2 separate regions of the Homo sapiens genome follow, and region 1 is linked to region 2. Evidence: chromatin contacts called from ENCODE Hi-C data. All regions are on one chromosome and are shown on one strand. The core of a region is the stretch at or near the end of the contact, and the rest is flanking DNA. Distances in the headings are between cores, read along the strand shown. Region 1 holds the start of SLC25A38 (solute carrier family 25 member 38). Region 2 holds the start of ACVR2B (activin A receptor type 2B).

The links. A loop is a pair of places that touch in the nucleus more often than their neighbours do. Pooled maps may share reads with other maps.
Region 1: a pooled map shows a loop between it and region 2 (6-fold over the local background). The contact joins the promoter of SLC25A38 here to the promoter of ACVR2B in region 2. A Hi-C loop is called at or near these places in 1 of 168 maps with a recorded cell type or tissue (ovary) and 7 of 50 pooled maps.

The regions. Positions count from the first base shown.
Region 1 is chr3:39,382,104-39,386,929 of GRCh38, forward strand. SLC25A38 (solute carrier family 25 member 38) reads left to right here and starts at 1,267. Exons shown (of 7, transcript NM_017875.4): 1 at 1,267-1,690. The coding sequence starts at 1,622. It overlaps LOC105377644 (a long non-coding RNA gene), which reads right to left and starts at 2,222. Exons shown (of 3, transcript XR_007096252.1): 1 at 2,138-2,222; 2 at 850-941. RefSeq lists enhancers at 1,576-1,755, 1,776-1,875, 1,886-1,935, 2,406-2,475 and a silencer at 2,166-2,315.
Region 2 is chr3:38,452,521-38,457,965 of GRCh38, forward strand. It overlaps ACVR2B (activin A receptor type 2B), which reads left to right and starts at 1,370. Exons shown (of 11, transcript NM_001106.4): 1 at 1,370-1,854. The coding sequence starts at 1,803. It overlaps ACVR2B-AS1 (ACVR2B antisense RNA 1), which reads right to left and starts at 2,300. Exons shown (of 2, transcript NR_028389.1): 1 at 1,983-2,300; 2 at 1-705. It also overlaps a transcript of XYLB not described here. RefSeq lists enhancers at 952-1,451, 2,056-2,639, 2,640-3,224 and silencers at 1,170-1,219, 1,230-1,349, 1,770-2,049, 2,860-3,039.

The DNA of each region.
Region 1 (4,826 bases), core at 17-2,516, 930 kb after region 2:
TAGCTGGGACTACAGGCGCCTGCCACCACACCCGGCTATATTTTTAGCAGAGACGGGATTTCACCATGTTAGCCAGGATGGTCTCGATCTCCTGACCTCGTGATCGGCTCGCCTCGGCCTCCCAAAGTGCTGGGATTACAGGCGTGAGCCACCGCACCCGGCCTGTAATTTTTTTTTTTTTTTTAATGTTTATACTTTCCTTAATCCTTTCTGGGAATAACCTCCTCTGGGACCACTTTCCTTCCTGTTCTATGTACCTCAGAAGCACAGGAATGAAGCCTGAAAAAATATTATCTTGCTCCCTAAGTCACTTTCCTTTCTGATCTAGTTCTTGGGTGATGAATGAAGGTGGAAAGTAGCGAAGGTTGCTATGAAAAGCTTGGACTTTATTACCAGGGCCACTGCATTTTCAACAGGAGTGTCAGGATCCCAGCAGTAATGCTTTTCCATGGATCAGCCAGACAGGCATAAGGGGAAGTTGGGAGACCAAAAAAGCCATTGACAGATTCCAGGTGAGCAATAAACCAGAATTTTGACCAACTAGACCAGCGCTGTCCTACAGAAATGTAATGGGAGCCACATGTTAAAGTTTAAATGTTTTACTAGCCACATTTAAAAAGAAACACATGAAGTTATTATTATTTGTTTTAGAGACGGGGTCTTGCTTTGTCGTCCACGCTGGTCTCCAACTCCTTGGCTCCCTCAAGCAATCCTCCAGACTAGGCCTCACAAAGTGCTGAGATTACAGGCCTGGGCCACTGCCCCCGGCCTGAAGTTAATTTTAATATTTCACCTAACCCAATATATCCAAAATATCATTTCAACATATAAAAATTATTGAGATTTTACCTCACCAGTCTTAGACATCCAGCGTGTGGTTTATGCATACAGTACATATCAATTCCACACTAAATTTTCAGCATTTAAAGGGAAATATGGTCCTGAAAAAAAAACAACAAAACAAAAAAACGCCTGTTTAAGGAGAAAGCATTCCACACTGCTTGTTTTAATATAATTAAAATTAATGTATCAATTAATAAATCAATAGCCCACGTTGGCTAGTGGCTGCCTTACTGGGCAGACCAGGTCTGGATTGTAAATACGTTCAGACGTTCCACGCAAAAGCAAAGTTCCCTGCAGACGCTCCATTAAGTTCTGGGTGCAAGGAAGCGCGGATCCTTCAGTTCTGGGCGTTTTCACCAGGTGGCACTCAGAACACCCTCACGTGACAAGCGTCCCACCCGGAAGCGAAATCTCCCCTTCTACAGAGTTCCTCCGGCGCTTCCTCCACCCCGGGATACACAGAACCTCATCTCCTACGGTGCTGAAGCCTGCAGCAGGGCAGGATGGGCAGGAGAGCAGAGCCGCGGAGTCTGCGGCGCGGGTGAAGAGCGGCGCGTAATTCCCGCAGCAAGATTGTTCCGCGCCCGCAGCCCCTGGACTAGCAGGATCCGAACCCCGGCGGCTGCGTGCTTATAGGCGCAGACGTCAGAGAGCCCGCGGCTTAAAGCGCGTCGCCTGGCTAGCGCCACCCCCTAGCCTTCTTCAAGGCCTCCAGGGCTGGGCCCAAGCGCCCGTCGACGGCACCCTGGGCCCAGAGGACTCGCGGGCCTCATCTCCAATGATTCAGAACTCACGTCCGTCGCTGCTGCAACCCCAAGATGTCGGAGACACGGTGGAAACGCTTATGGTGAGGGCACTGCGGGGAAGGAAGGGCAGGGGTCCGAACCGCGGGCTCGGGCCGGAGAATTCGGGGCGTTGCTAAGGCTCGGCTACCCTTTTCCGCGCCCCAGGGTGCGCTCAGGATTTAGGATGCGGCGGGAGAGGAGTCTGACTAAGGGAATTGAGAAGGGGGCAGGGAGTGAGGAGAGGCCAGGAGCTGCAGGCCAGCCCTGGGGGCAGGCGCTGTAGGGCCGATGTCCCGGTAAAGGGCGGAATTGCCGGGGCCTGGACTGGACGCGTGCCGGGGAGTGTGCCCGCGCGGCCCCCACAAGGTGCGAGTAGGCTGCCAGGTGGAAGGGCACCCGGGCAGATTTGGGACGGTCACAAGGCCTGATAATAGCGCTGACGCTGAGAAGCCGTTGATGCCGCAGCGAGCTGGCCGGGTAGCGCTGTGCGCCCGCGGGCGGCGGCCTACCTGGAGGGGCCAGTCGTGGCGGCACCCTTCCAGCCTGTTGGGACGGCGCGTGGTCCCCCAGCGACGCCACGCCTCCTCCGGCGTTCGATTGGTCATCGTGCCCGGGCCGCCGGGCCGCTATTGGTGGAGGCGGAGGCGGGGCTGGCGGCGTGGTTGCCCGGTAGGTGGAGTCGGGGTGCAACCAGTCTTTAGACGCTAAAGGCCTGAGGCCACTGCAGCTGCCGCAGCTCTCCCTCTGAGGTCTTGCGCCCGAGGTAGGGGCGGCTTTTATTTTTTTTTTTAATCCTTAAAGGCGGAGACGGCGGCGGTGGCGACTTTACGTTGACGTCTTTGAAAACCTGCTTACCTTTTTCAGGGCTCTCCAGCCCTCGCCTCCAGATGTGAATTGGACTTAGGATAGTTTTTTCAGGGCAGTAGGAATTGCTTGTGGATCCAGTTTGTACTCTTATGTGCTACTTATTTCGTGTGCGTATTATTGTTTATGCCCTCTTCTTTCTCCCCTTAAAAAGAAACTACTTTTTTATTTACCTTGAATATATTTTTGAGCTTTCTTTTCTTTTTTCTTTTTTTTTTTTTTTGAGACAGAGTCTCGCCCTGTCGCCCGCGCTGGAGTGCAGTGGCGTGATCTCGGCTCAACTGCAACCTCTGACTCCCGGGTTCAAGTATTTTTCCTGTCTCAGTCTCCCACGTTGCTGGGATTACAGGCGTGCGCCACCACGCCCGGCTAGTTTTTGTATTTTTAGTAGAGAGAGGGTTTCACCATGTTGGCCAGGCTGGTCTTGAACTCCTGACCTCAAGTGATCCGTCTGCCTCGGCCTCCTAAAGTGCTAGGATTACAAGTGTGAGCCACCGCGCTTGGCCTTGAGCTACTTTTTAAAAGTTAAGTTCACTCGCAAAGGATGTGTGCCATTCACCATTGACAAAAATCTTAAGACCATTCAGTATTACCTGTTGGGATGGTTTTTGTTGTTGTTGTTGTCTTGTTTTTGCCTATTAGAAGTTGATCTATACTGCTAGTATAAATAACATCTGCTCTGTGCTAATGGACTGGGAAAAGTACAAAGCTAAAAAAGTTATTGGCTCAATAACTTGAGCCAATAACATGTCTAATCACTGTGCTGTGAAATAAAAGACGTTAAGAAGATATTTCCTGCAATCAAGGGTGGGAAGGTCAAGGACAGCAGCAAATTTGTTTTAAAACAAATTCCACACAGCACCTGTGTGAGCACTGGGGAAGCAGCGCCTAACATAACTGCCCAGAAACTAACTGCAGGTCATTCCTATAGCCTTGCTGGAGCAAGGGGCCTGGAGAGAGGTGGGGGAGATTAACCCATCCTGGGATGAGTCATGCAGGGCCCACCGAGCCCTATCATGTGGGATTGTGCTCAAAGGGAGAGCATAAGGTTTCCTGTTAGGTGGTAAGATTCATTCCGCTGTCACTGCTGAACACCTACTGTGCACCAGGCTCCGAGGTCAGTTCTTGAGATATCACCATGAACAAGACAGGCAGGAGTTGTGACTATTCTGTCTTTGACACGCAGTCATAAGGGAGATGGGGACAGGTGTTGCTGTAGAAGCCGGAAGGAGAGGCACTGAACTTGGACATGGGGGAGTTAGGGAGCAAGACCGGTGCTAGGGCATAACAACATGTCAGAGTTTTCAGAGGTGAAAGTAAGGCGGAGTCCTCCAGTATGGCTGCAGAGTGTGTTAGTGGGAGGGTGAGAACATAGGCCAAAACGGTTAGCAGGAGCCCTGTGATACATGAAAGGCCCTGCAACCAGCAGTTTGGACTTTATCCTGAGAGGAATATGAACCAATTAAAGGGTATTGGTTTGGTTGGGTTTTTTAAAATTATAATTCAATTAGTATTAATGACAAATTTGTGGGATACTCTGTAGCTCCTAATACATTTGTCATTACTTGTATTTTTATTCCATCTTTTTTTTTGGTCTTGTTTTTAAGCTAGTAACTTCAAATTTCACAAAACATTATCTTTCATTGAAGGGTTTTATTTCTGAAAGCAGCATGATCAAATTTGCAGTTTTAAAAGATGACTCAGGCGGGGCATGGTGGCCCACACCTATAATGCTAACACTTTGGGAGGCAGAGGTGAGCAGATTGCTTGAGTCCAGGAGTTTGAGACCAGCCTGTGCAACATAGCGAAACCCCGTCTCTACAAAAAAATTAGCTGGGCACGGTGACACACACCTGTGGTCCCAGCTACTCGTGAGGCTGAGGTGGGAGGATCACCTGAGCCTGAGAGGTCATGGTTGGCAGTGAGCCATGATTGTGCCACTACACTCCAGCCTAGGCATCAGAGCAAGACCTTGTCTCTAAATAAATAATAAAACAGAAGATGACTATGGCTTCAGGGTAAAGAGTGGATTAGAGGGGTCATATAGATGACAAATGGGTAAAAAATTGGTGGCCGTCACCAAGGCAAGAGATAACAGGGTTCTCAGCTGGAATGGATTGGTGGATTTGAGAGCTGTTTTGGAGATAGAGTGAACAAGTGTGGAGAGGCCAAGTCCAAGGATGGTGCTCAGGTTTCTGGCTGGGGTGCTAGAGAAATGGCATGGCATTCACTGGGATGGGGCACCTTGGAGGAGGAGCTGGTCGGAGGTGTGGGAGAAAGGTAAGTTCAGGTTTGGAAACATCATCTGAGGTGGCCATCTGAGTACGTGGCTGT
Region 2 (5,445 bases), core at 120-2,619:
CCCTCCTGTGTTCAAGCGATTCTCCTGCCTCAGCCTCCTACCGAGTAGTTGGAATTACAGGTGTGTGTCACCATGCCCAGCTAATTTTTGTATTATTTAGTAGAGACAGGTTTTTGCCATGTTGGTCAGGCTGGTCTCGAACTCCTGACCTCAAGAGCCTCCTGGGCCTCTAAAAGTGCTGGAATTACAGGTTTGAGCCACCTCGCCCTGCCTATAGTGAACATTTACATAATATTTTGTTTGACTAGGTTTCTGCCATTAAGAAGATGCAAAACCCTGAGGGAGTGTACCTCTTCACTTTGCATATGGGAAAACTGAGGCTCAGAGAAGTGAAATGACTGAGACCTCCAGGTGCCACCTCCCTTTCAGCTGCTCCTGCCCTGCTCCAAGCAAGGATGTGCCAAGTCAAGAGAAGACAGAGGACAATTAATGTTATCTGAGGATCTCGGAGCCTCATCCCTGAGCTATGATGGTCTTTCCCTCCTTAGTTGGGAGCCCCATCACGTTCCTCCGAAGCTCTAGTTGTGTGATAAGGAGGGTGGAATCTGAGACAGAGAACGATGGCCCTCCAAGGAGGGAGTTCGGGGTGAGGAAAACAGCAAAACCATGTGCTAGACAAGATCTTCAACTGCAGGGCTCTGGAGGCAACTGGGAAGTTTTGAAAGTGCAGATTGAAGCTCAGGGCCGCTGTGGGTGGCGCAGGAACTGCAGAAGACAAGATAGGATTAGGGAGGGCCAGCAGGTTGCCAGAGGCCCTTTTCCACCTGCTGGGCTTAGAGGGGCGGGACTCTGCCCGCTCCCTCACTTGGTTGGGTTTAAATGACCACTCCCCGCCCTAGCTGTGCCTTTGAGTGTGTGGCAAGGGATTGCAGACGGGAGACTGCTTGTCAATTCAGGGAAGTCAGCCTCTTTCTGCCACTTAATTCGCCCATCAGTAGAGATCCGACTTTCCCACGGTTCACTGTCACCCCCATTGCACAGGTGGGGAATCCAAGGCACAGAGGCGTCTGGGCCAGAGTCCCGGGACTATCCACTCATTCCGGGGTTGTAGGGCAGCATGTGTCAGGAGCTTGGGCTCGAGCGTGCGGGGCACTAATTGCGAGTGCAGTGGCCACAGGCTCCCGGGCAAAGTGGTCAGGAGCCCATTCCCGCCACCTCCGTCCGCGCGCCCCGCCCTGTCCTCCAGCAAGTTGGTGCACGCGCGTCCTCCCACAGGGCGCGGGATGGGGGCGGGGCCTCCGTGTTGTTGTTTCTCTGGGGCCCCGCCCCTCAGGGGGGCGCGGACCACGCGGCCGGAGGGCCCGCCTCCCCTCCCCCTCCCCGCCCAGCCCGCCCGCCTCTTTGTATCCAACATCCGGGTTTCCCCGCTGGCTCGGCTCCGTGGCCGCCGCTCAGGAGCCATTTTGGACTCGGTTCAGCTCCCCTCCCCCCCACCCCTCCCCCCGTTCATGGCCCCTCCGGACTCGGCCCCTGCGCCCGGGGCCCGGGCCCAGCCCCGCCGCGCTATGCCTGAGTCGGGCGCGCCCCGGCCCGTGCCCCGCCGCCGCCCCCCGGCCCCCGCGTCGCCCCGGAGCCCGGGCCGCAGCCTGCGCCGCCCGCAGCGGCCCTGAGCCCGGCCCCGCCGACCGGCCCTTGGAGCCCGAACGCTGCTCGGGGACGAAGGCGCAGGAAGCGCGCAGGGAACGAGACCGAAGGAAGGAGCGGGAAGGAGAGCGCAGCCGCCGCCTGGCCCTGCGCGCCCCGGGAGCGCCGTGCGGCCCTGCCCGCGGGCTCCGGGTGTGCGCGGGGCGGCGCCGCGGAACATGACGGCGCCCTGGGTGGCCCTCGCCCTCCTCTGGGGATCGCTGTGCGCCGGTAAGAACTGGGCGCGGCGCGGGGACGCCGAGAGGGCGCGCGGGGCTGGCCTCTGGCGCCGCGCGGTGTTTACCAACAAAGGGCGGGCCCGGGGCCTCGTCGCCGCACCACCTGTATTCAGCCCTCACCTCCGGGGGCGTGGGCTGGGGGCGCGGTGGGCGCCCGGCTCGCCGAACTTGGGGGCACGATCTTGTCTGTGCAGTCATCTGCGGGATTCTGGTTCCTAGAGGCGCCCCTGCGATGGGGGCCGGGACGCGGAGCCTCAGGGTCGGAGTTCGGGCTACGCGGGCGCGTGGAACCCAGGGAAAGAGTGAGGAAAACCTGAGCGTGGGGAAGGCGGCCAAGAGGGGTGGGCAGATCTCATTGGGGGTGGCAGGATTGTAGGTGCAGCAGCAGCAGCAGCATGCGGGGAGGGTTGCATGTCCCTCAGAGTCACTAAGTGTAGCGAAGCGAAGGGGGCGGCTTCACGCAGCCCAAAGTCCCCTGCATCTCTTGCCACCAGTCTGCGTCGCGTTACCGGCCCGGCGGGCTGTTGGTGCTGGCTCCCACCTGCTCCCTCTTTCCCTGCCGTTGGCCCCGGGATGCGGAGTGTGGTCGCTTCGCGGGACCGCTTTGTTTGGGCACTTGGGAGGGGAGGGGGTGGGTAAGATGGAAAACCCAACAGGTCCCTCTTCCTTCGGGCCTCCAGGAGGCACGTGGCGGGGTGGGTGACCAGCGCTCAGCTCGCCCGCGGCTGCGGGCGTGTGGCTGGAGGTGTTCGGCCAGCGCATGTGTGTTTGGGGGTATGTGGGCGCGGGCGTAAACAAGCGGAGTTCCGCCTGGAAAGCTTGTTTCTCCTACGGTCCAAGCACCGATTTCCCTCTCTCAGTGGTGCCGGGGTGCGCCTAACCCCGGCGGGCGCGCCGGGACGTCCCCTGGCCAGTCCTGGGAAACGTGGGGAGCTGGGCATTGAAGCTCTGGCGAGAAGGTCGGGGCGGCTGGTACCCGGCCGCCGGGTCCTGCGCGTCTTTGTTCCCAGCCCCCATTACACATGCAGCGCGGGTCCCCCGCCGCCCTCGGTGGCAGCCGCCTGGAGTCTGGGAAACCCTCGAGGGGCGGGGCCGGGCGTGCAGGGGCGGGGCCGGAGTCCCCACGCTGCTGCGGGGGTGGGGATTTGGGATCTGCGTCCCATTCCCACCCTGGTTCTACCTTCTCCTGTGCGTCGTCGTGAGGCTTAGTTTACACCGAAAGCGAGTGAGTTCTGTAGGGTAGTAGCGCGCGCGCGCGCAGCCTGAGTCCGGAAACCGAAGGGCAAAGACCAGCTGGCACCTGAGTACCGTATGGAAGAGGGCGTTGCAGCTCTCCTGGAGCCGCTTCTTGGAGGCGAAGTGGTGGTCGTGTTGGACTTTCTGCTCTTTTTTGCCCCGCTCCCTTGGGATGCCTTTTCCCCAAGAAGGAGTGCTCGAAAGTGAAAGGGGAGGCATTGGTCTGCTAGAGGGAGGGCGGCAGCAAGCTGACTTGATAGGCAGACCGCAGCCCACCTGACTGCCTCCAGACCCGCTGGGTGCCTGATCCCTGGAAGTGCTGGGGCTCTTCCAAGCCCAGGCCTTTAGGAGAGCTTCCTCCCAAGACAGGACAGCTTGAGACCTGGGATCTGGGGATCACACCAGTCTCACACCTCCCTCCTTAGGCAGGGCAGGGCGGCATCAGACCCCTGGAAGGACTGTATGTCCTTTCTTTTTCCTCTGCTTCAGTCACCTAGCTTGGGCAGTGCTGAGCAGTGTACCCTGCCAGGGGGCAGTCAGAGTCACACTATAAGGACCTGTATTCCTGCCCTGGGAGGAAGGTGGGGGTCACTGGGTATTTCTTGTAGTCACATCAACCAGTCCCTGACCTGTGGAGAACTGTGAAAAGAGCTGCCCCAGGCCCAGTTTGGAGCAGACCTGACCGTCCTGTTGCTTTGGCTTCAGGGATGCCCTTTAATTTCAAGCTCCTGGCTTGCTGTTTGGAATAACCCCCATACTGTGCAGCACACAATGCCTGCTAGAAGGAACATCTAGAAGAGTGCTGTGTGACAGAAATAGTGTATGAACTATGGATAGATATAAAACAACGTTTTCTAGTAGTCGTGTTAATAAAAGGAAGAAGAAACAGCTGTGTCTTAGCTGGGGCTGCCATAACAAAATACTGTAGACTGGTGGCTTAAACAGCAGAAATTTATATTGTCAAAGTTCTGGAAGCTCTAAGTCTGAGCCCAGGGTGCAGGGTGCTGGCATGGTTGGGTTCTGGTGAGGACCCTCTTCCTGGCTTGCAGATATCTGCCTTCTTACTGCATTCTCAAATGACAGGGGTGGGGTGGGGCAAGGGGGTGTTTTCCTCTTTTTGTAAGACTGTGAATCCTGTTCTCATTACCTGATGGCCCCACCCTCATGACTTAATCTAACCCTCACTACCTCCCAAAGGTCCCGTCTCCAAATACCATTACACTGGGGGTCAGAACTTCATTGTATGAATTTTGGGGGGACACATTCTTTCCATGAGATGGAATGAACTTCAATAGTATATTTTACTGGCCTGGCACAGTGGCTCATGCCAGTAATCCCAGCACTTTGGGAGGCTGAGGTGGGAGGATCACGAGGTCAAGAGATCGAGACCATCCTGGCCAACGTGGTGAAATGCGTCTCTACTAAAAATACAAAAATTAGCTGGGTGTGGTGGCACACGCCTGTAGTCCCAGCTGCGCCAGAGGCTGAGGCAGGGGAATGGCATGAACCCGGGAGGTAGAGGTTGCAGTGAGCCGAGATCATGTCACTGCACTGCAGCCTGGTGACAGAGTGAGGCTCCGTCTCAAAAAAAAAGTATATTTCACTGAATTTGATATATACAAAGTAATTTCAGCCTGAGATCAGTATTAAAACGAGACATTTTGCATTCCATTTTTGTACTGTCATCAAAATCCAGTGTGTGCCTTACAGAACATCCTCAACTCTAACTTTCCACATTTCCAGTGCTCTGCAGAACATTTGGTTAGTGGCTACCATATTAGACAATGGAATCTCAGAAGGGAAGGTAGAATTTATGGTGTAATAAATGTCACATGGTGCTTGTCACAAGATCAGTCAGTGGTTAGTTGGTTCTTTAATAATTCTTCAAGTCTTTTGTGGTCTGTGCTTGGCCGAGTGTCCTTGGGAAACAAGCCATTTGGCTCTTGCATTTCAGTGGACATCCTGGACACTCAATGCTGTATCCTACAAGAACTCCTGACACCTGTCTCTGTACTCTGTACTTGGGGTTCAGATCAAAGGGCTTATGGGGGTGGGGTAAACAGTATTCTAAGTGAAGTGACCAGAGCTCTTGGAGAGGGACCTGCCTCCTGTCTATCCCATCAGGAAGTGCAGGCCCTGATTACTCTGATAGGCTGACCCAAAGAAGTTTCTTGGCCACTTCCTTGGGGGAGGGCGGAGGGAGTGAGCTCATGAAGTGAAGTGACTTTCATCCCTCAGGCCTAGTGTAGCGGTAGCTGCCAAGGACATGGGCTACAGAGCCATGGGCCGTGGGTGCCCCTCCCAGAGAAGAGTGTTTTCTGCTACCTGTCCTTGTATCTGCTGGGCA